Regions from separate parts of the Mus musculus genome. Here all the other regions are linked to region 2. The links are chromatin loops, found by intact Hi-C in ENCODE. Cell type or tissue: left cerebral cortex. All regions are shown on one strand. Links, peaks and the distances in the headings refer to the core of each region. The heading gives the core; the rest is flanking DNA.

Region 1 (10,853 bases), core at 2,681-7,680, 140 kb before region 2:
CCAGTGTTCCCTACTTTAGCACCTTTATACAATATTCCTCCATCTTTGAGTTTAAGTGGAACCTATAGAGATAGGAAATATTCCTGGCAAACATGATAGGTTTACCTTTGTTATTATTAACAGTAAACTATACAGCTGATGACATGTCATGCTTTTGACCACCTGAGATTATATAAGAATTTTTCTCAAAATACTGGTGATTCAGAAAGATGTGATGGCGCAGGTCATTGGTCTCAACACTAGTAATGCAGAGACAGGTAGGTCTCTATGAGTTCATCATTGTTGTGGGATAGCAAGCTGTGCAAATTAAACCAGAGTTGTCTGATGTTTAGAGTTGAATTCTGTAGGGCAGGAGTAGGAAGGACTCATATACTGAATTGGGTGGCCTTTGTGAGCTTTCTAAAAATTGGACAATATCTCGTGACAGGCTAAAGAATTATATCCAATGGCATGCTGGCCACATATTGTCTAGAGGACTAAAAAGATAATACCTAGACATCATATATGTGGACCTAGCAATTATACTTCTTTAAGTAAGGTAAATGTACATAATCTAATCCACACAGTCCCAGTGAAAATTAATGACCTAGGTCTGCTTTTACTGCTGTATGAATAGTAGTGATGCTCATAGCCACCAGGTGGCAGAGTTTTGGTACAGTGACTGACTCAAAGAATTTCAAACACCAGCTCAAGATGCATTCAAAAATCATCTTTAAGTAAGATTCCAAATTCTCCCATCTGTTTCCATGTACCAGGTGCAGAGGTTAGATAGGGAAAGTGAAATGTATATTTGGAGGCTCTTGGAAGGTAGATAACAGGATAGAACATCACATATATTTAAAGAACAACTATTCAAAGATGCAACTTTTTGCCTTCAACCTCAAAATTATCACAGTGTAGCCTAAGCATGATTTCCTCTAATCATCTGTGTAACATCCATCCTATCACATTTAAACTGGGGGAAGTCACGGACACCTGACTCTTATTTGAATCCCCAAGTCATAGAAAGCAGTCAAAACATATGTCATCTCTTTATGTGGTTTTATCACTCAAAGATATATATATTTCTGACCTTATTCCGATGTGTCACCATAGGTCACAGCCAAAAGGAGTATTATTTTAGTAACATGAATAGGGACAAGGACTCTGTTTTCATTCATTAAACTCAGACATTAGAGATATGTACGTTTGTATGTATATATGTATGCATGTATGTATGTATGTTAGGGTGTGTGTGTGTGTGTGTGTGTGTGTGTGTGTGTGTGTGTGTGTGTGTGTGTGTGTGTGTTGGTTTCGCATGTGTATATGAGTACTCATTCCTATGTGAATACCAGGTAAGGCCATAGGAGGATGTTGGGTGATCCACTCTATGACTTTCTGCCTTATCCCTTTGAAACATGGTCTCTCACTGAGCCTAGAGCTAGGTTGGTGATGAGCAAGCCCTGGAACCAGCTTGTTTCTGACTCCTCCACAGCACTAGAGTGGAATTCACCTGGCCTCTTCATGTAAGAACTCAGACTCTCATGCTTGTGCATCCTTACCCACGAAGCCATTTCTACAGCCCTGCTCTTAGACGTTTAGCACTTGACACACTCTCATTACACTAATGCCTACTCTCAGAAAGGCAGCATCCCTCGGGATGCATTCGAAGTGTCTTAATTTTTATAACCTCTGAAAGCCCACACATTTCTTCTTTTGATACATGCTAGAGTACTATGTTGCTCTTGTTACTAAACAGTGCTTGGATGGTAATGTCTTCTTTGGAAAATTAGTAAGCTGCAAATCTACGAGAATCAGGCCTCTGCTGTTATTCCTGGGCATGCAAGAGTGCTTGGTGCATAGTAAACATCCAAAAGATATTGACCAAATAATGCAAGTAGGATATGGCTTGTGTGTTTGAAGTCAAGATTATCACACAGTTTTTCAGGACATTCTAGTGACTCTATAAGAAAAAGACTTAAACACTCCAATATCATCTATTTAAAATGTTGATATAGAAGCACAGTAAAGTAGACTATGTTTGTTGTTAATCAATTTTAGTTTAAACTGAGAAACCTCCTAAACAGTTATACGTAGCAGCAACAAAACGCATGAGGTAACAGACACAAGAAAACAAGTTTCTGTCAGGGTAGCACAGTGCCTTAGGCCATGTAAGGGCTTCTTCTCACCTTTTCTCTTCTTTGGAAGTAATCGGTGCGGATAAATATTGTTTGCATGCTAACACACATTGTTTGGACTACTGAGAATCTCCTGACACACCATTTTCTTAAACTTCTGATTCTTCTCTGGAAGTTGTCTCAGTTTCTTTCCTAGGTAGCTGATGAACCCATGTATTGAATACAGGTCCGAGTTTGATTTGCCAACTTTAATATCTATTGACTTCCTTACATGAATGACAAGGACTGATGTTGTCCATGTCTAAATCTCCAACTGTATTTGAGTTCTCTCCATAATGCCTGAAACTATAATTTCTTCAAAAGCTGTTTGTGTCATCAGCTTTCAGTTGGTTTCCTTAACTCCTTTCTTTCTTTCTTTCTTTCTTTCTTTCTTTCTTTCTTTCTTTCTTTCTTTCTTTCTTTCTTTCTTTCTTTCTTTCTGTTTTGTTGAGACAGGGTTTCTCTGTGTAGCCCTGGCTGTCCTGGAACTCATTCTGTAGACCAGGCTGGCCTCAAACTCAGAAACCTGCCTGCCTCTGCCTCCTGAGTGCTGAGATTAAAGGCGTGTGCCACCATGCCTGGCTGCCTTTCTTTTTAATTATCAAAAATAGCCACTAATCTTCCATCTATAGCTCCATTTCTGATGACTAAATTTATACTTTTATATGTTCCAGATTGTTATATTTATATTTTTTCATGCAGCTATAACAATATCTGATGTTATTGTAAGTTATATATAAAGTTAAAAAACAATAGACTTTACATTGTTTTTATTTTGTGAATATTGTTCCATCACAGTCAGCTAATATCTTAGCTTTTTTTTTTCTCCGCCAGTCTATTACAATAACTTTCATTTACCTACTGCCCCTGTCTCCTAATCTAGGCCTTGTCTTGGAAGCTTCTAGCCTCTGTACAATCTTATGTAGTCCTAGAATGTTTTCAGCCTCTGAGACTTATTGCTGAAAGAGCTCACCACCTCCTAGGTCTTTCTGATCTTTGGCTGGCTGATTCAACTCAGCTGTTCTGGCTCAAACTCCTTTCCAAGCAGATCCAATCTGGCTTCTCTCTTGGCCTCTGACTGAATTGTTCTGCTTGGTCTCATACTAACTGATAATACGTTCTAATCTTTTGGCTCTTTTTCATTCTCTGGCTCATTCTTCCTTCTCCTGTGTCTACTTTATTCTCTCTCTGCAAACTGTCGTCTCTCTATAACTGTCCTGGTAAAACTGCCACGCCCCTGAACTGCTTCCTCAAATAGCTTCCCTTTTCTCCCTTTTCTTTTGAGAGTTAGGAGCATCCAATTCTGTCAAATTGTTCCCTGATTTGTCACTTTGTCTGCCACTCCATTAAACACGTTCTACATACTAACTTTACCTTCATTGTTTGGGATTAAAGGTGTGTACTAAGGGCATGCTTGTATTCCAGCCAGAGGGGTTAAAGTATTTACTAAATGTATGTCTATAGTCCAGCCAGAGTAGCCATGTTGCTGATTAAAATCCCTCTACACTGAGCTGTGAGTTTTAAGTCATTCAGAAAATAATGTTCTTCTTATTAAGGTCAAATGGATTTATTCTTCACACAAGATACCCATTTTGTAGTTTATAAATTATTTCACATCTACATTGTTATTATAGTTTGCTTTGTGTTTGGCCCATAGAACAGAGTCTGTTCAAGCTCCTTTACAATTTCTGACTTTGTCTTTTTCTTACTTTGATTGATATCATATTCATAGACATAATCATTTCATTTCACTACTTATTTTGTTAATCTACTGTTCCTCTATCTTTGGTCCTCATTTACATAAAATCCTTGCTCTCAAGGCCACTTCCACTGATGTTATTTGAGGAACCTTTCATCGCAACCTCTTCCCTGATTTTCCTAGTTTCCTACATCCGTGGCTTTCTCCTTTTCAGTTACTCCTTTTTTGAGCCTCATAAAATTGAAGCTATTCTCATATTTTATTTGCATTTTAGCTGTTTCTAAAGTTCTAAGGTAAGAACTATATCCTTGGTTATAGTGACAGCATCGTGTTCTCTCCCTCTGCATGGCCTATGTCAGTCTTCCTTTTCTACAACAAAATTCCCAAAGTAAGCTTGTTTTGACTTTTAGCTTGGAGCACTTAAGGCCACAGTTGGTTAGCCTATCACTTTTGCGTCAGTGCAGTGCATTAGGGTGTTGATGTGAGTTAAAGGAAGATAATTAACTTTAGGAATGAAAGTGAGATGTATACTCATGAAGAGGAAGTGGTGAGGGTCTCAATTTCCCCCTTCAGAGGAATATCCCAAAGCCTAGAAGATTTCACATTAGCTTCTGTTTCTGAAAGTTCCACCACGTCTCACTTCTCTTAATGTCATAGAATGGAAAAAGGCATAACTTGAACACATAGACCTTTGGGGGACATTTATGTGAACCATAACAATAAAGCACATTAAATATTCAATGAATTAATTGTTCAGAAATTCTCTCTTGGTCTTCTTAGTTAATTTTAGTTTCTGATATTTAATCAACCCATGGCAGTTACATCGTTGCAGATCTTGTCCTTGGAACCCATACAAGCCTCATCACCACGGACTCTGTGCATTGTGGGAGTTGCATCCTGACTGCACCCAAGATAGAGTACAAACATCAGGGCATATCTGCAAACAGCAGGGAGTATCTGCCTGGTTATTACTTCACTTCTGTAATGAAACAAGGGGTTGACGATAATGAATGAACCTTCCACAAGTGAGTTTAGGTTATCCTTAACATCCAGAAGAACAATTACTCTGTCCGAATTGATTACCTGTTTTGAATTTACAAGTTTTTTAAACTGTTCAATCTGTTCTCCCTCTTAAGACAAATATAGACAAGGTCCAGATGGTGCTTCATTTTAGGAAAAAAGAGTAAGGTGGATTAAAGAGGAGTACAACGTTTTTAAACTGCAATTATTATAAAGGACAATAAGTGATATGGAATATAAAGCAATCAATTGCTCTAGAGTGCAAACTACAAAAATACAAAAAATTAAGTATTAAAGTAAATGTTGGCAAGAAGGAAAATATGTTAAATAGAGAGCCCTGACCACTTTACATGATAGAGAAAACTTGGCTTGTTTCCTTTACATTAAAATAGATGCCAAAAGTAAATATCAGTGTGACTGTGAGCCCTACTGTGCACCAAGCATTACACTTGAGGTTTTCATATACCATTTGTCTTGGCCCCTTAGAATACATTGTCGCTCTATAAAGTTGTCTTAGTTTTAGAGATATTGATTTTTTTTGCCTAAAGTTATACTAGAAATAAGTAAAATTTAGCATCCAGATTGTCTCCTTAAATTCTGTTATTTCTTTATATTTACCACATTGTCTTTAACCCTATATTATTTCGCTAATCACTAGGGATATATATACATATATATGTATATGTGTATATGTATATGTATATATATCCCTAACATATATTTAAATGAAACAATCATTAACAGAATGTTGATCCTGAAACTGCTTCAGAGAAAACCTCAAGACCTAAGGAATTTCCTTCTTGGTTTGATTTCATTGTAACTATAATGCTGAGCCATCTTAGAACAGTATATACATTCTATGTAAGTAAAATAAGAAAAACATCTCAATAGCAAGTGAAAATAGTAGATAAAATGGGAAGTCCAGTTTACAATTTTAAACCTTCCTTGTGTTTTAAAGTTTCATTCTGAAAGACTGAACTTGTATGTATAGTGGTTCCTATTTTAAAACTGTATGAATATTTCAAATCACACATACATTGCTTCTCTTTACACTAGTTATTTATAGACAAAATATAAAAGTTTTATGGCTATGCATCTAGCTCAGCTGGCGGAGTGCTTGGCTAGCATGCTTGAAATTCAGAGTTTGAGCCCTACTGCAGGATAAAAGGTAGGTACCATGGTGTGCACCTGTAATCCAAACATTTGAGGATGGATACCACAGGGAGACCAGGATTCAATATCATAGAGCAAATTTGAGCACAGCCTTGTATATATAAGACATTTTCTCAAAAAATGAAACAAAACAAAACAAATTAAAAACCCCTAGTAATTGCAACAATGAATAGAGTCCTAACCAAGAAATTAATTTCACAGAAAAAGAAAAACAGTACAACTGCCATAAGAAAAAAATAATACAGTTTCTGGGTATCTGTGCCTCTTCCTCTGAAAATACCTGCTAACTTCATTAGCCTGTTTACTCAGTGATAGCTCTATTTTTTGGTACTTAATATTTGCAATCCATTATTTAGATATTAGCCTCAAGTCTAAATTATATTTAGTTTTTGTTGTACAGAGACATTATTTATAGACTTATTTGTGGATACTTGAGTTATAAAAATGTTTTTTTTTGTTATCTCTAATCACTAGGGACATGTAACTAAGACTACTTTGAAAACCACATAACCTAAAACAGATTGGCCATCAACAAGAAATCTGACAACAAATTTAGGGGAGAATACAGGTAAAAACCACTTATTCACTGCTGGTGGGGATGCAAATTAATATAGCCATTTTGGGAGCACATTTAGAGGTTTCTAAGCATATAGATATGGTCATTATATCACCCAGATGTTCTTCTCCTGAGCATATGCCCAGAGAACTTTGTACTCTACCATAGAAATACTTACACATCCATGTTTATTGCTCCTCTATTAATGACAAGGAAATGAAAAACAACTAGATGTACACCAGAAGATGTATGTGATAGATATATAGATGAAGATGTAGATATAGATATAATATAGATAATATAGATATAGACATAGACATAGACATAGACATAGATATAGATATGAAAGTGTGGGTATAAGATTTAGAAGGGGGACCAAAAAAGATAATATGAGGTCATGAGAAAGAATTTAATGAAGGCAAGTGGAAACATGAGTCATGAAGAAGATACAAGATAATTGCCTTTCAGTTTCAACTCTAGTATAGTTCTTTCTTTCTTTCTTTCTTTCTTTCTTTCTTTCTTTCTTTCTTTCTGTTATGGACACATCCATAAAACTTGTCATTGGTGTTGAAAGAGCAAAGCCCTAAAAGAAACTCCATGGCTCAGAATGAGAGTTTACTGAGATGCATACAGTAGGGGACTGGACATGTGGTTGAATGTCTATATTAATCTAGCTGTGTGGGAATTTTATTTGTTAGTTTATTACGTTAAAATGCTAAAAAAGTAAAAATGTGGCCAACTAATTTCTATATTGTTACCCATTCCAAAATGGTTATTGAAAAAAGATAGATGTTCAATAATTGCTGCTCTGCCAGATGAAGGTGGTATAAAGGTAAGATTATGACTATCCCCAAAGCACTCTGCCAAATGTGTCATGTAAGTCAAGTGCCATAATTAAACTTGTGTGGCAGAGAATGGTTTTACATCTACAATGTCCGTCTACTTTTCCTTTCTCTATACTTTATTCAAGTGCTTTGTTTGTTTGTTTGCTTGTTTGTTTGTTTGTTTGCTTGTTTGTTTGTTTGTTTGTTTTTGAGACAGGATGGTTTTTCTGTGTAGCCCTGCCTGTCCTGGCACTTGTTCTGTAGACTAGACTGGCCTTTATCTCACAGGGAGATCCTCCTGCCTCTGCCTCCTGGGACTAAAGGTGTGCACCACCACTGCATTCATTATTTTAACTTTACTTCAAAGGCAAAGGCTACAAGCCCAAAAGCAAACCATGAGACTTTTGACATTTGCTTCTTTACAGTTTGCTCCTCTGCATACTAATGAAGTCTCAGCACACAAACAGCCCTGAGTGGCAGACAAGGTTGCTGGGGCCTTGCTACTATGGGACATCAAACTCTTGTGCATGCTCCTGAACCAACTGTAGAATATTAATCTTCAGCGAGGAGGCACTCTCTCTTTTTATTCCTTAAAAGAAAATGTCATTTGTTTCTTGGAGTTTCATTCTCCCCCACTTTCAGGTGTTCCTTACCACCATGATCACAATGCAGTGTCCACTTTAATCTCGTTCCTTAAAATACCATTCAACTACTAGCACTTTTTGTGTTACATTCCTTTAGCATTTTGTCCTTTGAGCTAAGTCTGAAATATAGGTTTATGATTTCCACACTTGCTTAAAGCTAGTGCACTTTTTTATACATCTCCATTTAATCCTATTTTGGAGATTTAGCCTCCAATATTCAGAGCTTCTAACTCACCAAGAAATAGCTGTAACTCATGGAAAAAAACAAACAAACAAAAAACATAGCTCATTTTCACACTCTACTTGCTTAGTGATCCACTCTGATATACTTTTCTGTCTGCTATGGTCTAATGCTGCATCAGGAGTGCATTTGTGAGAAGCAAGCTTGCTGGTAAACATATATTCAGTTCATCCAATTCAGGCAAAAAATCACATCAGCGATAGCCCTGCATAGCAATTAGTATAACTATAATTTAATGCGTATACCATCAATACTAAGAAACTACACACTGTATCAGGCATACTAAAATAAGTCCTTAAAACCTGCAAATCCCAAAGCATCAACCATATCAAAAATACATCTTTTACATTTGAAATTTACTTAGAGTGGGAATATTTAAAGGAAAGGCAGTAACAAAAAATACTTTCCACTCTTCATTTCTCTATTTTTGTTAAGTTTGCATAACAGAAAGACAATGAATAGGAGGGGAATTTTCTGGAGGTAATTGGTGCAAAAAGGGTAGCTATTTCTTTTTAATTTATAGGGAAGTTACATGCTAAATGACACATTTACTTAAAATGTGAATGTATGTGAATATTATAGATTGGATTGAGTCACCTGTTCCTGGAATGCAATGGTTTAGAATAACCTGTCCTCTGCAGAAGATAACAAAGGCAAGGAAACCTCTCCAAAGACAAGCATGTAGTAATATAGGAAAATAAAGGTAGGGAAAAAAATGAGACTATGCAATTAGGAGAAGAAATATGAAGAAACTTCACCATTGCTTTTAAAGAAACTTTTTGAATAGACATCATAAATATTCTTTTAAAAATATTTTTATTCTTTGAGATTAAAATGTAGTTACACCATATCCCCTTTCTTTTCCTCCTTCTAACCCCCTACTCACATACTATTCCTTGGTCTCTCTCAAATTCATGGCCTCTTATTTTATTAATTGTTGTTATATGCATATATATGTATATATATATATATATATGTATATATATATATTCCATAAATAAATAAGTACAACGTGCTTAGTATAATGCTATTACATCACAAGAATCCATACTTCTTATATGTTTCTATGCTATCTAGAAATTCCAGATGATACCTTTAGACTCTCAGTGAGTCCATCTTTCCCCCACATATATTTAGTTGGCTACATTTTCCTGCTTCTGTCAAAGAATGAAGTTTAGTGGGCCTGACAAGATGGTTCAGTGAATAAACCATTTCCTATGCAAACTTGACACCCTGTAACCCATGGTGGAAGGAAAGAATCACATAAGGAAAGATATCCTTTGACCTCCATATGTGCTATAGAAAGCAACCACAAAACACACTAATAATTTTAAATTGAAGAAAAAACTTGTACTTCAACTTCCAGATTTCCTAAATACACTCATCTGTTACTTCTCACAGGCTTTATAAAGGAACACCTAATCTGCATTATTGTTTTCCTGCAAAGGCTTAGCCCCAGGACCATCTCCACCAGCTAATGTGACTGGGAATGGGATTCAAAAGAACCTTCTAACACTTGCTGAGCATGCCACATTCCGTGGCCATAGAACATGAAGACAAAAATCAACTTGGACCTGGGTTGGACACATCCTCCTGGGTGGCTTCCCCTCATAGCGTCCTGCCAGAAGGAATTCTTCAGAGTGCTGAGGGAGAGCTCGTAACAGGTTTACTTGGCTATAAAGCCTGAGTATAACAATATTGGCTGGCCAGGGAAATGAGCCCAGTGGAGAAGAACTGGCAAGTTCATTAGGAGGATAACAAAGTGCTTTCAGATTCTAGTTGAGGTTAGCTCCACAGGAGGGAATTTTTGTCTAGAATTGCAAACATAGTCAAAGCCTGATGTGGGAAGATCATATCTTAGCACAAAAGCTTCTGTTATTGTTTTGCTAAATGGACATGATATCTCTGTCAAATTATTTTCTAAATAGCTGTTTATGCCCACAGAGTAGCAGTGTGTGGAGGAATTTTATTCCAGAAACTGACAAGGGATCACATCCAAAGACCTCAGTCGGTCTGTGTGATTTGGCTGGAATACAGGTTTGCCACACATCCTTTAATCCCTCTGGCTGGAATACACAATTTTAATCCCTCTGCCTGGAAGGACTACAGACACACCCTTAGTACACATGTTTAATTGCAAACAATGAAGGTAAAATTAGTTTATAGAAGGAAGCAGCCATGTGTGAAAGTGACATCTAATTGAGGAGCACACAAAATTACAAATCAGAACATGATTTGACAAAATGGTCAGAGATAGGATACCCCCAACTCTCAGGACAACAGCACAGGAAAGAAAAGCTATTTAAGAGCAGGATAGTACAGGGAGAATGAGTCAGTGGTGAGTCAGCGCAGTGAGTGCACTGGAGTTGAGTTTCTGAGTTCATGCAGTTTAGTGCAGGTCAGCAGAGGCAGTTGAATCCAGCGAATAAGGAGCCAGAAGATTCGAACAAATTGCCATAGTTAGTTTATGGCTCAGCAGAGAAATTCAGTGAGAAGCTGAGAAAAGCCAGCTGAATCATCCAGCTTAGAGAGGACTTCGA
Region 2 (10,853 bases), core at 3,030-8,029:
GCTAGGGTGAAAAATACCAACTTCATTTCTCTGAGACTCAGACGTTAGTACTCAGCCACATTTCATAGACTAGTCTCCTCAGAGCATGAGTAAAACAGAGCCTGCACAACCTGGAAAGCCTCCTTCCCACATTAAGCTAATTGAACTGGAGACTTCCAATTCATCATTTTTGCAGCTTGATTTATAAACAGCTCACCCTGCCCTGGAGCAGAAAGGCAATGTTATAAGCTAGCTATCCTCAAAATTTCAGACCTAGCAACTCAGAATCTGTCAATATCTTTAATGGTACAGAGAAAAGATGAATCCAATTCAAGTGCACCTCTGCGACCCTAATGGAAAAAAAAATAAAGATCTAGTGTTCACTTTTATACCTGACATTTCTATGATCAGTCTCTTCACATACTGGAAGTCCTGTGTGTTGGGAACCTATGGAAACTGCATCATGATTTTAGGAGGTTGATGGGGCTAATTTGAAAGCAGATCTTTACTGGGATGAGGCTTTTATTCAACATAAAGGAAACAATCCTAAGGTAGTTAAACCCCAAATTTAAAGATGCAGGCTGTCACTGCTCTTGGTTTGTATCACCTGTAAAGGCTTCAGACACTAACTAATAAAGAGAAAATTGCCTTGGACAATACATGGAAAACAGAGAGAAAGGGAACAGGCCCAGAGAGAGGCTCTGGTTGCAGAGAAACTGTGTGCCCAGGTCCTCTGCCCTGAACCTGCTCTAGCCTGTTGATCTTTGCTGTTAAGGTCTGCTGTAAAGCTGAACATACTTTGTGCAGACAAAGAGTTGGGAATGCAATTTTTTATTTTTCTGACATTTACAAAGTGTTTCTTTTAGAGAAGGGGAAAAAAATTCCTTAACCAGGCGAAAAGCTTGAGCCAGAGAAATGAGAATCGTAAATTCTCAGGGATGGAAGGGAACTTGAAATTCATTCCCTCCAGATATTCTTAACCTCCACTCTGGTTCTCAGAGTCCATAAATGGCTTCCTGTAATCCATTTCTCCCTGAAATTGTATGCAAATTTTTGGTATAGATTGTAAGTTTTATTTGACAAAAAGAACATAATTTTTAATTTCTCTAAGGGCCAATAACTTAAAAATGTTCCATGTATCGTTCCAAATCCTATCGCTTACCTGTTTCATCGTTATGATAGTCTACTGAGTTCGCATGGTTGTTGGGTTTTGTAGCCTTCCTTCCCTTCTTCCTCCCTCCTTTGTTCTCGCCCCTCTTCTCTTGATCCCTCCCTCCCTCTCCCTCTCTATCTCTTTCTTCTTTTATTTTTGGCCTTTCTATGCTTCTTTCCACCTCACCTCTAGCTATGAGACAGGCTTCCATATATGCCAGGATTTCATCTTCACATCTGGCCTGGTTTAACCCTATCCCAAGCCTGGTCATTCCTCTCTGGAAGAACCCTCTTTGTCTGCCACTCTCGCTGAAGTGAACGTCTCAGTTCCCATTGCTACATTCTGCAGCAATGCAGAACCATGTCTTCCCTTTGTTTTTTTCAATGGCAATTCTGTTGTTGTGCCTACCTTCTGATCATACTGGTCCTTGAGAGACTCACACACTGACTGTTAGCTCATTGCCTCTCTTCTGTGCTATGTTGCTGCTCCCTCCTTACTGGTTGTTCTAAAGAGTGAGAATTAACAAAGGAAAATGGAGGACAGAGAAACCAGAGGCTGGAAAAGAGTTAGCCATTGGGATCTGGTACAGATGGGGGAAAGGGGGGACTTTAATAAGCTGATAAGCAACAGCCTCCTTTATTTTAATGACTTTCTAAGTGTGTTTATTATTATATTCAGGGCACAAATGAAGAATCTGGACTCAGGGCTGTCTAATTACTATTCAGCTGACATACTTACACTGAGGACATCAGTCCTTACCCATAACATCTCCTCCCACCCCACTGCCCTGCACTGAAAAAGAAGCGTATTACAGAACGAACCACATCATCCCTGCACTGATGGCTATGTGTCCATTTAGTCACTCAGTCGCACCTATTTATCAGATTGCCTGCCCTAGAATTGTAGCACTTATGTTCCAATAACCATTATTCTGCTTAATAATGGCCCCAAGCCACAAAAGTAATGATGCTGACAATTTTATTACAAAAAGCTGCTGTGGACTTGGTAATGTATTTTATAACAAATATGTGATACGTGCTCTATTTTATTAGTTTTTTTTTTTTTTGCCTCCTAATTTGCCTGATTTGTAAGTTAAACTTCATCGTAAGTACTATGTACAGAAAATCCCAGTAAATACAGTACTTCAGGCATTCAGATGGGGTCTTTGAAGATATTCTCAAGGAGCAGGCACAGGGCAATGCTACTAGGTGTTGAGGGGACAGCAGCACGTTAGCTATCAATGCTCTTCAGCAAGAAATTAATCCTCATTTTTAAAAGGCTATTTTAAATTTTTGTGTTACTTATTTGTAATTAAAAGATGGTCAAATAGGGATCTTATGGTTCACCAGAAACTTAGACCACCAATATAGCTATTTATTATACTGAATAAATTCATTCACATACATTAAGAAGGGTTGAAAATAGAAAATCTCTACAGTACTGGCCCTGATGTTCAGTTATTATTTCAAGCTGAATCTCATAAGTGTCCTAGTCTTCCATATGTATCCAACTGCTGATTAGCCATTGATGGCCACCCTGGAAGGCTATTTTCCTAAGTGTTATGTATACAAATGGAATTCATTATAAGTGCCTATTTAGGTACTTATTTAGACAGGAATAGGACATGACACATGCATGAAGGGCAGAAGACTCCTTGCAGGAGTCAGTTCTTTCTTTCCACCATGTTGGTCCTGGGGATGAGACTCATTTAGTTTTGGTAACAGGCACTTCTATGTACTGGTCCATCTTGCTGGCCTATATGTTAACATGACTTTAATAAGCCCTTCTTGAACATATTTGACATGTGCTTACCTTTGATCCAAAACTGGCAAGAAACCCTAATATACTCAATGTTTACTCAGCTCACAAGCAACAAATCCTATTCCTTCAGAAAACTTTTGGCAAGTCAGCTAGCCTAGGGAACAGACACTGGAGCAGTACTTGTGTTGAATCAGCATACAACATACATGTAGCTCCTTTGAAACAGGGAACATGTGACTTCCACTTTCACTATCATGCATTTTTTATATCACACACACACACAAATAATTTTCTATTTAAAAATATTTTTTATTAATTCTTTGAGAATTTCACATAATGTGCCCTGATTATATTCACCTCCATTTCCCCCAATTCTCTCTTGGATATATATTGTGTGGATTTTCTTCAAGTACTCCTACCAAGGAAAGCAACCTGTCTCTGAAATACTATTTGCTCATATGATTTTTACACACCCCATTGTTGTGCCTGTTGTTCTTCACAGAACAGGCCTTGAGCTCTTACTTATTTTATTTCTCATCGTGTACACAGAGCGCTAAGCCCATGTACGGCAATCACTCAGCAAATGGAATTTAGGATCCAGAGTTCTCCAAAGTCAATGTGCAAGTCACAGACAAAGGTCTAGAAATATATGGCTGCGTGTTAGAAGAAATAGGCTGGGCCATTTGGAAGATTCAAATTCCTATGGAGTCTGAGAACCATGGCTTTACATAATGCAATCATCTATAATGCAGCCACTGCAGACACCAGAAAAAGAAACCCCTTATAATGGAATCATGTTCAGGTTCTGCTGGTCTTAACCAATGTATATTTGGGGAATCCTTTAGCTTCATTTTTTGGGCACAATAATTTCTTTCTGTTCTCTGCCCTGATCACTTAGAGCATGGGGAAGTTGGGACAACTCAGTAGGCTTCAGACATCCTTACTCTCCTCCCAGCAAGAAATGCATCTGGCAATATGGTCTGTTATATATCTACACACTGACATGAGCATCTTTTATGGTATATTCCATTTTCTACTCTAATCTTTATTTTCTCATTAGATTTATTTTGCAAGTATTTATAGGTCAGATGCCCTATGGAAAGCCTGACTTTAATTATTTCCATTGTTCCTTCTGTCTTCAGATCGTATGGCACTCATTTGCTGATAATATAACAATCTGAAACTCAGTCACCACACTAGCTATATTTATGACCAACGTGTCTTAGGTAATAACTTTGAACACAGAATTGCTTCCTAACCTTTGTATTCATTTTCCTAAATCATAAGGAGGGTCATAAATGACACATATGCATATGTGTCTTCACATCTCTGAGAGCTTCCAAAGGGTATGTTTCTTTATGTTTTAGTAAATTCTTATTTGGAATACTCAAAAAAAAAAAAAAAGAAAAGAAAAGAAAACAGTTGTATGCCCTCAATTCACTGCTCAATTCACTGGCTGTACTTTTTTTTTTTTGACCTAGCCAAAGTGACATAAAGTTGCAAAGAAAAGATGACTACTTGGCTAGTACATACTTGCTTATCTCTATAGTATGAGAATATACTATAATGTCATTATCTCAAGGACCAGAAAGATAGGGAAATGATAAGATCTAGCATCTATTTTTAGTCCAGAATTTATAATGTTAAATTTAGATTGTTCTTACATGTGTCTTTTGTGTTTATTTAATGGAAAAATAATTATAAATTACTGGGCACCTGTTAGGTGTGAAGGACTATTCGAAATAATTCTCGTATTGGATATGTAGTAATCTTTATTACAGATTGAGTCTTGCCCTATTGTATACTTTAGGGAATATGTTAGTATGTTTTATAATAGGTCATACTAGTCAGTAACAGAGGCATTCTTGAAACCCAGAAAATGTTAAACTCCTTTACTTCTCTAAATTATACCTGTGGTACATTATTTGGACTAGCTAGCAGAAAACTGAAAAAAAAAAGTTTCCTCAACTCAAATTAATCTTGATGTATATTAATTGTTTAATGTGTTAGTTTCAAATAATTTATATAGACCTTTGGAAAGGAGAAATAGTGGACAGCACTCTTACTCAAAGCATACAACTAGTTTATTGTTTAAAAGGAAGATGTATTAGGAATTGTGGGTAATTTAAAGGCATTAATGCCACCAGCACCACTAGCAACAACAAGAGATATCTCACATTGACAAAAGAGCTTCTGTGGGCTTTAGTAATTTTTTTTTCTAATTATAACAGAAGCCTTGGCAGTAGTGAGAGTTTAGTTTTTAGAGAAGTTATAATAATAACGGAGTTAACTCTTTAGGAATATTTGCATAAATGATCACTATTAATACTCATTAGAGATTATTATAAGAAATTTTTGTTTTAAAAATTGGTGTGCCTTTGATATATACATACATATAAGTAAAGCAATTTAGTGTATCTATAAAACCATTGTTATTACTTTTATGTAGATGAAAGAAATAGGAAGTTTGAGTACTATCTTCTAACCCATTTTTCAAAAGCCATAAAAAACCCATTGTGGGCTTCATTCTATTGACATGTATGTGGAAGCCAGGCAACTTCAGGACTGCCATGAAGCTCTACTTAGACAGGGTCTCACACTGTTTTAGACCCTGTCAATTAGGAAGGTTCACGCTGATGGCTGATGGAATTCATGCTCTCCTGTTTACAGGCAAGTGCTGTAAGCATGAGCCATCTCTCTAAACCCTAGAGAGAATTCTTGAATTGTGAAAAGCAACTGTAGGTCTTATTTGCCTTAATTTTTTTCCCCCTACTTTCAACATCTGGCCTAAAGAATTAAGATATTTAGGATAAATTGCTGTGACACTTTCCAATTTGAAAACAAAAAACAAAAAAACAAAAAAACAAAAAAAAACAAAACAAAAAAAAACAAAACAAAACAAACAAAACAAAACAAAACAAAACAAAACAAAACAAAACAAAACAAAACAAAAAAACCCGTAAGTAAAGATAAGTTTCATTTGCTCAGAATTCCAACCAGGAGCTTTGGTGCTCTGGTTCAGTACAGATATTTTCCAGGCCATGTACCTCTCAGCCAGCTCTTCTTACCAGGCCTGGGCACAGAAAAAAAATGCATTATCACAAGTATGCAAAATTCTGCCAACCCCTTCTGGTGTCTTTCTTAACTACATGCTTTTCAATTTAGCCTCATAGATGTCAGCTTCTTCCCATAAGAACAGAGGCTTGCACAATCATCAGCTCAGCTGCTTCCGCCATCTAGTGGCAAGAGACAGAAGTGAATGGGTTTTGTTTTCTGTAATTGCTAATGCTGCAAAATGGCAAGAATCAGCTTCATTTTTCAAATCACTGGCATTACTACAAATGCCAAATCTAGAAATACAAATGAACACTAATTTTTAGCAGCTGAAATTGAAGACCTCATGACTTCTGGGGTCACGTGCAACTTTTGGTTGTTTTCAGTTTGTTTTTTGTTTTTGTTTGCTTGTTTGTTTTGTTGTTTGTTTGTTTCTATGGTCAAAGTATTGATTAGGTACCATGTTACTTATGAAGCAGATACTGCTTGACCAACACAATCTTTGGTGGAAGGATATATTCTTGTACACAGGACCTGGCTCCTTTTGAGGAGAATTACTTAGCCTCAGTAAAAAACTGGAGATATTACTACCAGCCAATCACTGTGATGGGACTTGCTGCTTCCTGATCTCAGTAGGTCCTTCTTTCTCCACAAAGTCCTGGATGCTGAGAGTGGATCCTGTATCTCAGTCCTCTGCATTTCTCTTCCTTTTGAGCAACTCTACTCATATTCCCAGCTTGCACTACAGAAAAGATGTCTGTATTGTTAATTCTCTATTAGACTTTTCATCTTCTTCCTCTTTGATATCTGAGGCTTCACATATGCCAGACAAATTCTCTATTAATGACTTTCATAGGGGGACGATTTTAATTTATTTCATATACGTCTTTACCTAATTAGTCAAAAGGAAAGCATTATTTAATCTCCACCTTTCTTTCTTCTACCTTCATGATTTAGTATGTCTCAGAGTCCTGTATATGAGACATCATATATTTTCTAGACAAACTGTCAAATTCATGGTCTCCATGCTCGGTGCCTCCACTTTATCTCTGAGCTCATCACCTTGCCTTCTATGAGATGTCCTTGATTGTGATCTCACTCTTTTCCAGTTTTTCTACAACACCACATGAATAATTGTGTAATTTGCAAGCAGGACTATGTCATTCTCCATTATAAATTTTGCAGTCATCCCTTGTTACTTACAAAATGAAGTTCAGTCTCCACCAAAGGTCATTCTTTGCTTTTGCCACCCCTCTGCCTCACTCTGTCACATGCTGTGCACTCACCCAACTCTCTATATTTGCTATCATCATTTCCCCTCTCTTCCCTATTCAGGTAAGCACCTTCAGTTCTCAGAACCATTGAATATTGACATGATTATTGGAGTTAATGGCAACTTTGACCTTTTCTCCTTAGCTTCTACAAATCTCATCTACAGTTCAATCTCTGATCACATTCACCTCCTATCCAGCCCCAGTGAGCTAAAATAAATAAATAAATAAATAAATAAATAAATAAATAAATATTTTAAAAGGTTATAATTCAAGGTCTTAGAAAGATTTGCCTCTTCTTTTCTATTTTACTGCATATAACATGACATACTATATACGTTAATCTCCATACCTGTGTGTCTAACTAAAGCATGTAAGAAACTTGAAGACAAGTACTTTATAACTCAAAGCATCACACAGAAAACACTATATGGGATGAAGTTGAAGACGATTAAAAGAGTGAGTCAAATAACACAACAAAATATTTTCTTAATACATAGGTTAATGACATCTCAGAAATGCTGGTCATTTTTCCCAAAGTTAGACAAACTGGAAATGACAAATTTGGACTCTAATGTGTATTTGTTTGATCAAAATCCCAGTGGTGATTTATATCACCACAGTAAATTTGGAATGAATGTAACAAACCCCAAGATAGCAGGGCCCAGGTAGTGCTACACAAAGTAATTTGCCCCAAATTTCTAGCTTAGAATATTTCTATAATATGCATTCATACAACTCAATAAATAATAAGATATCAATAGAAATGATGAATTCTTCCATTTTTCTTTATTTGAAGAATGATATTTATTCATGGTATTTGAATCTGACTACTTTTGATTCCAGGACCAGAATGAAGCTTTATACTGTACTTGCTTATTGTGTTAAACAGTCTATCTGTGTCTATTATGGCTATTCCTAGTGTCTATCAGCCTGGCCAAGACATAATTTAATCCAAAAGTAAAAGTTCCATGAGTAATTGTAGTTAGGAAACAGATTTCTCTAGCCATATCCCTAGCTTAGATGATATGATGCATATTATATTAAAAATTCTGAGAAAGATCTGGAGAGATTTCTCAGAGGTTAGGAGCACTGGCTGCTCTTCCAGAGGCCCTGAGTTCAATTTCCAGCAACTACATGGTGGCTCATAATCTTTGTTGTTGATGTTGTTTGTTTTTTGTTTTGTTTTTGTTTTGTTTTGTTTTGTTTTTTCGAGACAGAATTTCTCTGTATAGCCCTGGCTGTCCTAGAACTCACTCTGTAGACCAGGCTGGCCTTGAACTCAGAAATTTGCCTGCCTCTGCCTTCCAAGTGTTAGGATTAAAGGCATGTGCCACCATGCCCGGCCTCATAATCATTTATAATGTGATATGTTTTCCCCCTTTCTGGTATGTATACATGATAACTAACTAAATAAATAAATAAATAAAATTTCATTGACTACTTATTGAACCTTTTCATAAACAAAACAAACAAACAACAACCAAAGGAGCTCTGGGAGATTTCATGCCAAGTTAACACATTTCACCATTGAGATGTGTTGAAGCAGGCATGCATTTCCTTACATCCCATAGACTGCTGATGAGATTCTAGCAAAGGTACCTGTGAAGATGCTAGTCTAGTGTCATTGCAGATGTTAATGGTGAGATAGAGGGAAGTAAAACAGCCATGCAAACAACAAACAACAAAATCCAGAAAACAAAGATGGAGGACAGACAAAGTGGGTCACATGCTTACTGATAATGACTTCTACCTAGGATAGTATTTTACATTGGCCAGCAAAAAATACATAGAATAGCCAAATGAAGACCATTTCCAAATGATAACTCTGCTAGAAACATTGACTCTCAGTGTTAGAGACATTGACTTTGTGTATTATAGGCTATAACCGATGGGCAGAGTCAGAACTGAGAGGGAGGCTCCTCAGTTTGTGGATCTCAGGAGCAAGCCCCAGCCACTCTAGGAAGAAGCAGTAAGGCAAGGAGGGCGTGGATGTTCATCTGCCTGTACTTATTCATGTCACCTTCCTTCTGATTGAGGTCATCCTCTAAAATGTCCCATGGCTCCACTGTCCACATGTTTCCCAGTATTTTCCCACAAGGGTTCAACCAGTGCCCAGTTGTCCTAGTGATGTTCTCTCTCTACAAACTCACCAACCCCACACTGTATGGTAAAGCTTCTCTTCATTCCAATCTCAATAAAAACTAGAAGAAGCACTATCAGTTGCCTAGCTTCAATTTCCGTCCAATTTGTAAAAGATAGCTTTAATTTTCATAGGCAATGACCACTGTTTCTCAGATGACTATTAGAAATTTTAATGCAACCTAGAAAACGCCATCAATTTTAATTACAAGACACCACAGATATTAGGACATGGGCAGAGTTCAGATACGTTGTTACACGAGAAATCATGAGATTAGAGCAACGAATCTGTATCTGTTCTGTACCAGTGACATTAGGCAATGGAGAGTGGGACAGAAATTAATCCTTGCTTAATTAGTACCGTGGCACCTGAGGCACGTCTTTATTTAAGATATAAGGATCTGAGTTTATCAGATTAAGAAAGACTAACAACAAGTAATTATTATTCAACTTCCCAAGGAAGTGATATGCTTATTTAAATCCACATTCTTTGCCTCAACAGCACTAATTCATACAACTGACCCTAGTTTATACTTAACGAATAGATATAAGCTAGAAAGAAATCTCTTCATGCTTGATTATAGGCCAGTTTGTCTTTTATCGTGGCTATCAGCTGGTTTCTTTTATGGAACTTTCTAGGAAGAGAAAGCATCCCCATCTTGTGGCAAGGAAAACAAATTCCCTTAAATTCATTGCTAAATTGCAAATCTCTCCCCAGCCTCATGCTTCACACTGGCCCAGGCACTTTAATGAAAACTAGCAAAGCTAGCTCATTTATCATCCAGGCAGCTGGTGTGCTCCAAAGACAAGGATCTTAAGACTTAAAGCATTAGGTGATAGGAGAAGGGGAGAAATGATATCAAACCAGAAATACTGAGATTAGTCAGCTGAGTCACAGCCTGCTCTGTGTGGAATTTAAACTGTTATTTGGCCATCTTATATTCTGTTTTTGACATGTTGTTTGCAAATTCCTGATTGATATCAGAGATCGACCTAGGTTGCTCAGGAGGATTCTGGGGGTGTTCTCTGATTGTGTGCTCTGCTTTCTTTGTCTGGCCTCTTATAGCATTTTTCCCAGGAACACTAGACAGATCAGAAGAGGCAACAAGACTGAAAACATGGCAGTTCTAATTGAGAATTTCTACCTGCTTAGCATTTTCCCGATTTTAGGTTTCCTTTGTGTGACAACACCACCTGATGTTTAATCTTGGGAGGTTTTCCAAACACCACATGTGTGATAATGCAGCTTACCACCTTGACGAGGAAACATGTCCTGCACTTATGGAGGTGTGTGGGCTTAGACCTGATGGGCTTAGACCTATGTTGGAGCTACTCCTGCTAGTAGGTGAGCCCTTCATGTCCCAAGTATCTTCATTAGCTTAAGTCAGTGGCCTGAATCAACCATGCTATGCATATTACGCCATTGGTAGACCCCATAAACAGGGCTATTTGTCTTTATAGCTGTGCATATTTATTTTTACTGCTGCCAGAGG
Region 3 (10,853 bases), core at 3,882-8,881, 640 kb before region 2:
TGGTAGAGAGCTTGTTCAGGCCCAGGCATCATGGAATGGTGATCTCAGAGCTGGATCCCATCCATCTAAACTTATTGTCTGCTTACAGAGGCAGGCAGATCTCTGAATTCATTTACAGTGTTTAAAAAAAATTTTTTTCTGTCTTTTTCTAAGAATAGAGAGATTAGGGTCATGGGATATAGATTCAAGGGATAGTCAAAAGGAAACCTGGAGTAAATGACTGAATTGACATGTAAATGAAAGAATGGGTTTTGGTCTGCAAGAGAACCCAGAGAGAACTGCTTGGAGAATGAACACAACTCTTAGAATTTCTTTACAGCTCTTTTAGAACTTTTGTAACAGGATTTCTGACTTGGTCCGAAGATCCAAGGAATTGTTTTTCTGGTGGCTTTTTTGACTTTAGTTGGAAAGCCCATGTGCTATCTAGAGAACTTTTAGAATTTTTCTCTAGTCCTAGAGAGCTGTCTCTGGCAAAGAGCTGTCTCAAACAGAGATCTATCTGGAAAGCTATCTCAAACAGAACAGAGGCTGTCAGCTTGTAGCCATGATTTCACTTTGAGTTGTTCTTTTGCCACTCTCAAACACCCCTTCCTCAGGACTTCCTTTCCAAGCTGAGGCTGGTTCTTGGCAACGGGGTGTTCAGTAAACCACAAATTATCAAATAAGATTGTAATTATACACAAAATACTTTTCACTTCTGCATGCTGTATCTACAGTTATATAGTCTTTCCACGGCTGGATTAACTCCATCCTCATAAAATGGTTAGTAATGTGCTTGCAATGCAAGCATGAGGATATGGTCTGGATCCCTAGACTTCCTGTATAGAACCCAGGTGTGGTGACTTCACAAATCCAGATGTGGTAACATGCGGGACTGGGGAGATACAGACAGATATCGCAGTCTTCCTGGATGACTAGCCTGGCCGAATCAGAGAGTCTCGGGCTAGTGAGAGATCCTGCCTCAAAAAACAAGTGGGGCAGCACTTGAAGAATGACAGTTGAGACTTAACCACTAGCCTCCACATATGCAAGGGCACACTCACACCTGCACTTAAATATGAACCCACACCTATTCACCCACACCTGCACACACACACACACACACACACACACACACACACACACACACACACACACAGACAGAGCAATTATCTGTATTGACTGTCATTCACTGAGGGTAATTAGATGGAAAGGCAGTGGGAATTTATGGAAAGATTATAAGTTGCAGAATTATATGACTGAAATTGGTGTGAAAGATTTATAAACGAAGCAGCACTGACTTTGAAGTTGGGTAGACCAGTACACTTACTGTGTGACCTTAGGCAAGTGATGCAACCTTTATGAATCTTAGAACTTACATCTGCAAGACAACAATAGGCAAACCATGTCTGTTCCCAGTATTTAGGATGATTTTCTCATCTTGTCTACTCCTTTCTTTCTTTCTTTCTTTCTTTCTTTCTTTTTTTTTTTCAGGCTTGGGCCATTATAGGTCACTCCAGAGCAATTTTATTGTTTAACAGGTAATTATGATTCTTAACACTGAACTGTTAGATCTAACAATTGCTTTTGTGGAGCTTGGCAAGTCCAACAATCTCAGCTCTTTCTTGTTTTAAAACAATCCAAGATGGGAAGGAAAACATCTCTGCCTCATTAGAGACACTGGATGGGGCAGATTTCTTAATCCCCATCATGGGCAGGGGCTGAGATCTAGTTAGCATCCTATACCAGAAGGAAAGGAAGAGTTAGCCTGGATGCAAATGGGCCTTGGTGATGCTGTTGGAGTACCCTCAAGCACCTAGCCATTGCAGGGTTTCCTCTCTGGCCCCTGAGCATTTCCTACAACTTTCTAAGGATCTATGAGTTATCAATTACTTCTCTAGCAAATTCATTTTTCTCATTATTATTTCTTTATATTACCCAGAGCTGGTGACATTTGCTTGGATTGAAGAACTCCAGCAGGTAAATTCTCAGGTAAATTCTCCATATGCAGGCTACCACTGAGACACTCAAGAGCAGAGAGCAGCACTGCTAAGCATCTGGGGGTCAGTTCTTGGGGTCAGTCTGGCTCCAAACTAGAAAGTCACAGTTTCTTCTTCTATAAAACGGAAGTTATCATTTCTCAACATATCCTCAAGATCCAATAAAGGTGAGATGGTGACCACCGTGAGAGAGGTTTGAACATGTATACATGACATAAATGTAAGTGCTATTAACTAGTAAAATTATTAAGAGGTAAAACCAAAGTGCCGCCAAGTGACTGGGTTTTAGTTGATGGCCACTCCTTCCCTCAGAGGAGAAATCTGTTAGTAAGCTTTGTCCTTTGTCTGGGATCAGCTATCACAGCACATTCTGAATGTCTACCATGAGGAATTACATTGTATAGAAACTGTTACTCATCTAAATGGACCTCAAAATTTATTTTTATTTTATATACATTGGTGGTTTACCTGCATGTGTGAAGGGGTTGAATTCCCTGGACCAGAAGTTATAGATAGTTGCAAGCTGCCATGTGGGTGCTGGGAATTGAACCTGGGACCTCTGGAAGAGCACCCAGTACTCTTAACCACTGAGCTATCTCTCTAGCCCCTGACAACCCACACTTTTTTTTAATTATTAGATATTTTCTTTATTTACATTTCAAATGCTATCCCGAAAGTTCCCTATACTCTCCCCCACCCTGCTCCCCTACTCACCCACTCCCACTTCTTGGCCCTGGCGTTCCCCTGTACTGGGGCATATAAAGTTTGCAAGACCAAGGGACCTCTCTTCCCAATGATGGCCAACTAGGCCATCTTCTGCTACATATGCAGGTAGAGACACGAGCTCTGGGGGTACTGGTTAGTTCATATTGTTGTCACTCCTATAGGTTTACAGACCGCTTCAGCTCCTTGGGTACTTTCTCTAGCTCCTCCATTGGTGGCCCTGTGTTCCATCCAATAGATGCAATAGATGCCTGTGATCATCCACTGCTGTATTTGCCAGGCACTGGCATAATCTCACATGAGTCAGCTATATCAGGGTCCTTTCAGCAAAATTTTGCTGGCATATGCAATAGTATCTGCAACCCACACCTTTTAAGAAGAGAATAAGCTATAAGCTGATTTAAAAGAAAAATCAAATTTTTACTTATGTAGCATAATATTTATTTTTCCCCCTGATTTATGAGATTTCCTATTAGTCAACAGGATCTGTCTGAATTGGCAAATACTTTCCAATCAGTGTGATGGTTTGTATATGCTTGGCCTAGAGAGTGGCTGGATTAGAAGGGGTGACCCTGTTGGAATACGTGGATCATTGTGGGTGTGGGTTATAAGTCTCTCATTCTAGTTACCTAGAAATGAACATTCTGCTAGCATCCTCCATGTGACGATGTAGAACTCTCACCTTCTCCTGCATCATGCCAGCCTGGATCTTGCCATGCTCTTGCTTTGATAATTGACTGAACATCTAAACATGTAAGCTAGCCCCAATTAAATGTTGTCCTTATAAGAGTTGCCTTGGTCATGGTGTCTGTTCACAGCAATAGAACCTTAACTAAGACAATTGGCAAGGAAGTTTAAAGTTTCAGTATAGTCTGAACTTTTAGAGCAGACAGGTCCAGTCCATAGAGATCCAGATAATACCACAGAGAGTTGATCTAGCTTTTCTAAGGGCCTTTGATGGCCTGAGTCCAAATCCACTAAGGGGATACAGAGGTAAATGAGAGGATGTCTTGATCGTGAGTAATACTTCCAAGGATATTGATGCTTGGAAGTATCTTGGAGCACACAGGCACAAAGGCTTCCTAGAGGGCTCACACATCTCTTCATAAATGCTCTATTACAGTAGGTATCAAATGTCTTTTTTTTTTCCCCCAACAACCGAAATTTGAGTGTGGACAATCTCAGATGTAAGTGAAGTGCCACATTCAATTTCCTTTCGGGAGTTTTGAGTTGCTATAAGGCTATCAGTTTGAAATCAGAAGCAATGGCAGTTCAAATACCATGGTCAGTGTGGACGATCTGTATGATCACAGGCACATTATTGAATTTCTCTGAACCTTCAAGTCAATCAAGTGTTGGGGGGCGGGAATTGAAGAGTCAGTATTTAACACAGTGCTTGGTGTGAAGGGCTTGCTCAACTGGTGTTAGGTATTTTATCTCAGATCCTCTGTTATTTCTTCTGCCTCTAGGCCGCCTTTGTAGGAAAGCAGTCCCCTGTACAAATCTCCCCACGTTTCTACACCGGTCCCAGTGGCTCTGGCACTTTCTATTAGCTTTTCATGTTGGAAATCAGCATGTGTCTGGTTCTTCAAGAGGCACTACACTAACCAAGGACATAAAGTACACTTTTATGTTCTGTTCTCAGCACTCAGTCATTTTATTCAATTAGTGGGTGCCCTATAAGGACTTCACAGTATAAATCTTATTTCTCCCAAAGCAAACATATGTGAGAGTTTTCTGAAGATCCATTTAAGGCAGAATTTCCAAAACACATTTCATATGATAATCATCTGTGTTCTAGGGGTGTGTAGGGATCCTTAAACTCAACAGGACTAGAAAACACTTTCATGGTCTCTCTATTTCTGCTGGGTTTTTTCTGATTCATTGCTGTATCATGAACACTTTTCATGGAGTCTTTTCACAGATCTACATGCACATTGTAGAAATACCACTTTGAGACAAAAATGGTCCCAGTTTCCCTGAATTGAATTTTGGGCTTTAGAAGGCTATTTACAGCTGAGTCTTTCAGCGGGCATCCTCTGGGATACCTATCATAGGTCATGTTCATTGCTGTGCTATTTTTTTGTGGACTCTATTCACTGGAGCTGTGTTATGTGTGCTAATGACACACTGAATAAGTGTCCTTAAGGAGTGTAACTGGAAAAGAGCAGTGTTAACTTTGGTTCTCACTGCCCATTATGGTTATTGAGTTGTTTTGTTTTGTTTTCATTTACTATGTGTTACATGGCTAGGATTCTATGCCAGAGAATGGCAGATGTTTCTCCAAGGAAGCACGGTGAATCTAGCTTGCCAGTCTTTTTCTAGATAACAGAAGATCCTCACATACTCAAAGCTCCTTCTACAAGGAATTCTATAGCATGAGAGAGCCGAGCACATTCGGGCTGCTTCTCATTGGATCTTGAGGATATGTTGAGAAATGATCACTTCCATTTTAGAGAAGAAGAAACTGAAGTGATTTTCTAGCTTGGAGCCAGACTGACTCACTCGCAGCACTAGCTTCCTGCTGTCACCACCAGATGCTTAGCAGTGCTGCTCTCTGCTCTTGAGTGTCTCAGTACTTACCTGCATATAGAGATCTTGTTAGGTCAGTTAAATGCTTCTTGACAGCTGACCAGTAACTGTTGTTCTGTGCCTTCCCATGTCACCCAGAACTGGAATCTGATACCTACTCATAATCTTGCAGTTGTGATATGAGGATTGTATGGACGGACTGTAGGATTGAACCCAGACCAGAGGTATTTTTAATAGCACACTAGCTAGAGGTGAAGGAAAGCCAGGGTGGCTGAAGTATGCAGTGAGCATAGAAGAAGAACTATAGATGGGGCTACACTGGTTAGCCTAAGCCAGACGCTTTATGATGTGCTTACCACATCAACATCTAAGGACAATGGAAAGGCACAGGAAGGTTTTAGAGAAGGCAAGAAAGGCTATGATACAATTTTAAAACAACTGTCCTTTCCAGAGGCTAGAAGGTTGTATGTGACTGGGGTCATTTGTATGCCCTTGGCAACCAATAGGAATAAAGAACTCTCATGATAGAGCTGACTGCTAGGGGTTAAATGCCTATTTAAGTGTCAGAGATCATATGTTGTAAATTAATTCCTTAAATTCATATATTAACAGTATTTGGAAGTTACCAGGGCATTGGGAGGCAATTAGGATGGGATGGGGCACTCATGTTAGCATTAGTGGCTTCACAGAAAGAGGCATACATTTTGTAAGCTTGCACATTTGTATATACTTGCACATTTTGTATGCTTGCATATTTTCTATGCTTGTTTTGTGTTGTCACATGATATTCGCTTTTCTGTTATAATGCAGCAGGAAGGCCCTCAGGAGATGATGGCTTTGTGCTCCTGGATTTCCCAGCTTTCAGAACATGCCTGCTTTCCCCTTTTCCCCCCTTAGCAAGGCACTGAAGCAAACAATAACAGAAGCATTTCTGTCTTTCTTTCTGCAGAAGTAATGCCCAAGAAGGTCATTGTGCTGGTTAATGTATTTGCCTGATGAATGCTTTAAAATCTGTCCCAAGAATACTTTAAGAATATGGTTCAGTGACTGGAATTCTTTCTACAATGAATCTCTAAGAAGTAAAATATATAAGGGGGAATTAGAGAGAAAAGATCACCTAAAATAGACATATGGAATTTAATCTAAGGTGATGGCTTTTAAAAATCTTTCATTATTGTAACATTATTGTAGTTGTGATGGGAAACAGGAATAAACCTCCACAGTGGATCCTGGCTAGGTGCTGCTTTAAGTCACCAGGCAGTGCTCAGTTGATGTGCACACACTAAACACTAGATGGCGCCCACCATCCTGTGTCTGAATGGGGAGCAGAGGGAAGGAAATGACATTGCTGCGAGTTGAAAGCAGAGGGAGGGAGGGAGGGAGGGTTACTGGAGAGGTTGGAGGGGGCTAGCAAGATGGGGCAGGTGGGTTAGGGGAGGGCAGTGGAGGAGGGGGGCAAGTGCGTTGGTATATGTAAATGAGTGTCATTACATTGTATGCTAAATTTAAAAAAAATAGAAAAAACAACATAAGGAATGATTAACTTTGGAACTATAAAAATATCTACCCCACTCGTCTCACCTTACTGTTCTCCAAGGTACTTGTTATGTAAGGGTTTCATGGCTAAAGAAGTTTGGAAAAACCATTACTTTATCTGAATCCAGGATACCCTCCTCAGAGCACACTGGTTCACAGATATTTTGACAAGTTCTTCGGTTGAAAACACTTGGTGCTATGGTAACAACCCACTATAACTATTCTGTTAAACATTTTTTTGTGGGGGATACAGATCTTGTCTAAACCCCGTCTGAAAGAAGGAATAATTGAGGCCATATCAATATTACCTTAGTCATAGTTATCTGATACTTTAAAAACATCAGAAATATCTGTATTACAGAATCCTATGGTGAAGCTCAGGAAATGTTATAGACAGAGGGCAGAAAGATTGAAAGAGCCAGAAGTTGGGGGGACTGATGGGAAATAGTGTCGTCTAGTAGTAGCTTGTCTGCCATACTCAGGAATTCACTACAGCTGGATCTGCACAAGATCAAGCCAGTCATGGCTGCTGGGGAAGAGTCATTTTTCTGTAGGGATGGGTTTCTGGTAGAATGTCAATGCTCCAGTGGGTGGCCTCACACCATGAATATAATTGGGTTATTTTTTTTTTTTTAAAGAAAGGAAAAAAAGGGAAGATAAGTTGGGAGTGACTGGAATTGGCCTAGGAGAAGAGGAGAAGAGAGGTGGATTTGGAGAAAATATACTGTACACATGTAGCAGTTCTCAAAAAGTAAAAGCAATTGGATTAAAATCGGTTTTAATTTAGAGCTGTTAACAGTAATCGCGAAATTGAATGAAGATTTCCCATGTGACATGTAGTATCTTAAATGGAGAGAGAGAAAGAGAGGAGAGAGAGTAAGAGAGAGAGAGCGGGAGGAGCAGAGGGAGGGGGAAGGAGGGGGCGGCACAAAAGCTAGCACACTAGAGCTGTCACACTGTAAGCCATTATCAAACACATTACTAGGAAAGTCTATAATCTGGACGATGGAGTTATCTGGATGGCAGAGTTATTCTGGAGTGGAAACTCTGCCTTTGATTCTAAGGATACTGTTTACTACACAGCTTCCTTATCTATGAAGAGTGCCTGGGAGCCAAATGTACTCCAAACCCCCTTCCGTCCTTCTGAACATTCTAGGCTGCTGTTAACCTAGAATAATTTGTTAACTGAATAATTTGGAAATGAATCTTACATGACCTGGTGTCATGTACAGAGTTTTTATTTAGCTTTGATGTTGCATATGTAGCAGAGGATGGCAATGGGAGGAGAGGCCCTTGGTATTGCGAAAATCATATGCCACAGTACAGGGCAATGCCAGGGCCAGGAAGTGGGAGTGGGTGGGTTGGGGAGCAGGGTGGGGGGAGGGTATAGGGGGCTTTGGGGATAGCATTTGAAATGTAAATGAAGAAAATATCTAATAAAAAAAGTTTCTGCTTTATGTTTTCTAGGAATGCATCTCGTGCTCTTACTGTCCAGTTTAAGCTGTGGGTGCAAAATTCTGTATCTTTCCCCTTCCACTACTTATAATTCCAATCTTTCATTTACTTCCCATCCATTATTTCATCAGAGTTTCTAAATGGTTATTTTTTTATCCAATAGTTACCCAATAAAATCACAGTACTTAACTTGAAGTTAGATACTTCCTATTGAAAGTTAAATAATACAAGCAAGATAAAGAGAAAAAAGTTCTCTCTTCCTTTCTAATGGGAAATAATTTCCAGATGATATTCTCTGCCATCGAATGCTTTTCCAATCATTGTGCATAATAGATACTATCAGATCTCCAGAGACTATCATGTCCCATGAATTGTAATTTTCAAGACTATAATTCTGCTTGGTTGCCATACTTGATTTAGGATCTTAATATTAATATTAAACATTTAAATATTAAATATTTTAAAAAGCAGAAATATTTTTGAGTTATTTTCCTTTGAATCATCCACTATTAGCTTCTGTACTTCCCTTTATTGTATAGAAGAAAAACAAAACCTATGGCTCCTTAGGTCTCCTACTTTCCTAGAAGTAGAGAATTTGATATCACCTTTGTTTTATCATCCTTGAACTGAGCAGAATAATGTGTGGTATGGTCATAAGATTAAATCAGCAATAAATATGACCCAAGTAAAACGTACCCCATATATCAGTGCTCTAGTTTCTAACCACAGCATGCAGTCAGAACAGCGAGCATCAAAGAAATGACTGTATTCTGTTGGCAGAATCTTGAAGACTGCTGTATATAGAGGACTCCTACTTTGGGTCAACACAAGACTCCAACTATATAGTCAGGAGTGATGGAGTTGAGGAAATCATATATCCTTTCAGATTCTCTTTCCAGTCTGAAAAGTGGGAGAAAAAGGAACTCATCACGACTGTTGGCATCTCCTTAAGGATGGACACAGCTTGGTTCACATGAAAGTGTTTCTGTCTCAAAGTGTGCTGTGACCATGTGATTCCTGACTGAGGAGATGGCAGGATGCCTACCCAGAGTACAGATTTCCCTTGGGATGATGGGGGATTTCAGAATTGGACTCCCAGGCTATAATGACCTCTTCTGAGCAAGTGCTATGAGGCAGTCACTGTGCCAAATGTTGAGAATAAAAACTCCTTTAAGACATGAAACTTTGTCCTTCAGAAATCTTGCCAGGTAATGAAGAAATAGTCATGCAAACCAATATAGGCAATAAGCCTGAATAGCTGTTTGGAATATTGTATGTCATTTAAGAGACAAAGACATAGTTCATCTCTTGGATGGCAAAAAAAAGATCCTGGTATAAGGCCTGACATCATATCTCTTAGACTCTGCATCCAGTAAGCTGCAAGCTCTTGGATGGCAGAGATATGAATATGTAGGAAAGCTATGGTCACACACAAGGTGTGGCTAGGCCATCCATGCAAACTTCTGGGTATTTAGGTCTGTGTTTAGGTCAACTGCTGTGAGCTATTAAGGGAAACTATGTGTGTACATGTGTGCGTGCATGTGTGTGTGTGTGTGTGTGTGCACGTGTGTGAGAGAGAGAGAGAGAGGGAGAGAGAGAGAGAGAGAGAGAGAGAGAGAGAGAGAGAGAGAGAGAGAGAGAGAGAGGAGTATAAAGTATGGGGAAAGAAAGAGGCAGCAATAGAAATGGGAAGGTATTTGCTCATTTGTTTAAAGGATTAAAAGAATGGCTAAAAAATTAGGGTGGGAAATACTTGGAAAATCCTGTCTATAGATCATAGCTGTAAAGTGAAAACCATTTTTTTCTGAGAACATAATGCGAACAAGAACTATGTGCTTTATTGAGTTATGAACCATAATCCTCTATAAGAGCTAGGATCCACATATAATTCTCTATTATTTATATGATTATTAGAGCTCTAATATGATTATAACCATTTTCAATGGCTTTAACCGTCCACCACACCAGGAAGGGAGCTTTATATAATGGAAACAGTTAATAAATACATGAACACACAGAAGAAAGTAAAAGAAAGCAAGATACAAGGAAAAACAGGACAAAGCAAGAGAGGATAGGGCAGCGAGGAAACTTCACTCATTTTTTTATAAATAGAAAAATAATTGTACATATTAGCTTGTACCAATCTTGGGGAGCCTGATTCTCTCATATAAATATGGGATATTAGATACCTTTCGAGGTGAAAATTAATTTTATAGTTATGAAAGATGAAGAAGTTCTTGAAGTCTATGTTACTGAATAGTACCTATAGTTAGCATTGTATATATTGTATATTAATTCTGTTTGTAGTGTGTGTGTATGTATATGTATGTATGTGTGTGTGTATGTATGTTTGTGTATGTGTGTGTATGTGCATGTGTATGTGTGTGTGTGTGTATGTATGTTTGTGTATGTGTGTGTATGTGCATGTGTATGTGTGTGTGTGTGTGTGTGTATGTGTGTGTATGTGCATGTGTGTGTGTGTGTGTGTGTGTGTGTGTGTGTGTGTGTGTATGTGTAGACCAGAGGTTGACACTGGCTGTTTTTCTCTGTCATTCTCCCCAGAGACCTTCCTCTTTCCACCTTCTGAGCACTGTGATTACAGGTGTGCGCGCACATCACTATTCCCGG

Evidence for each region. A loop is a pair of places that touch in the nucleus more often than their neighbours do. Peaks named below come from ENCODE experiments on the same cell type or tissue, not always from the same donor. Only the 100,000 strongest peaks of a DNase experiment are listed, where the experiment ranks them.
Region 1: a loop joins it to region 2, with 4 times the contacts of the local background. A loop is called at or near these places in 11 of 42 quality-filtered maps.
Region 3: a loop joins it to region 2, with 9 times the contacts of the local background. A loop is called at or near these places in 13 of 42 quality-filtered maps.

Annotation. Positions count from the first base shown.
Region 1 is chr7:91,591,293-91,602,145 of GRCm38, reverse strand. The region is part of intron 2 of Dlg2 (discs large MAGUK scaffold protein 2); the gene reads right to left. Among named protein-coding and RNA genes, the nearest start is that of Gm24552, 350 kb to the right of the region's middle. In left cerebral cortex, for the core only: no CTCF peak of the experiment used is centred there; a DNase peak (open chromatin) is centred at 4,784.
Region 2 is chr7:91,452,630-91,463,482 of GRCm38, reverse strand. The region is part of intron 2 of Dlg2 (discs large MAGUK scaffold protein 2); the gene reads right to left. Among named protein-coding and RNA genes, the nearest start is that of Gm24552, 220 kb to the right of the region's middle. In left cerebral cortex, for the core only: CTCF peaks have their summits at 5,923 and 6,125 (motif pointing left); a DNase peak (open chromatin) is centred at 6,100.
Region 3 is chr7:92,089,764-92,100,616 of GRCm38, reverse strand. All of the region lies in intron 12 of Dlg2 (discs large MAGUK scaffold protein 2), which reads right to left. 4930567K12Rik (RIKEN cDNA 4930567K12 gene) reads left to right here. Exons shown (of 7, transcript NR_131016.1): 4 at 1,922-1,959; 5 at 5,373-5,458; 6 at 6,184-6,381; 7 at 8,238-8,411. Among named protein-coding and RNA genes, the nearest start is that of 4930567K12Rik, 24 kb to the left of the region's middle. In left cerebral cortex, for the core only: a CTCF peak has its summit at 6,510 (motif pointing right); DNase peaks (open chromatin) are centred at 5,195, 6,522 and 7,707; H3K27ac peaks cover 1,150 bases.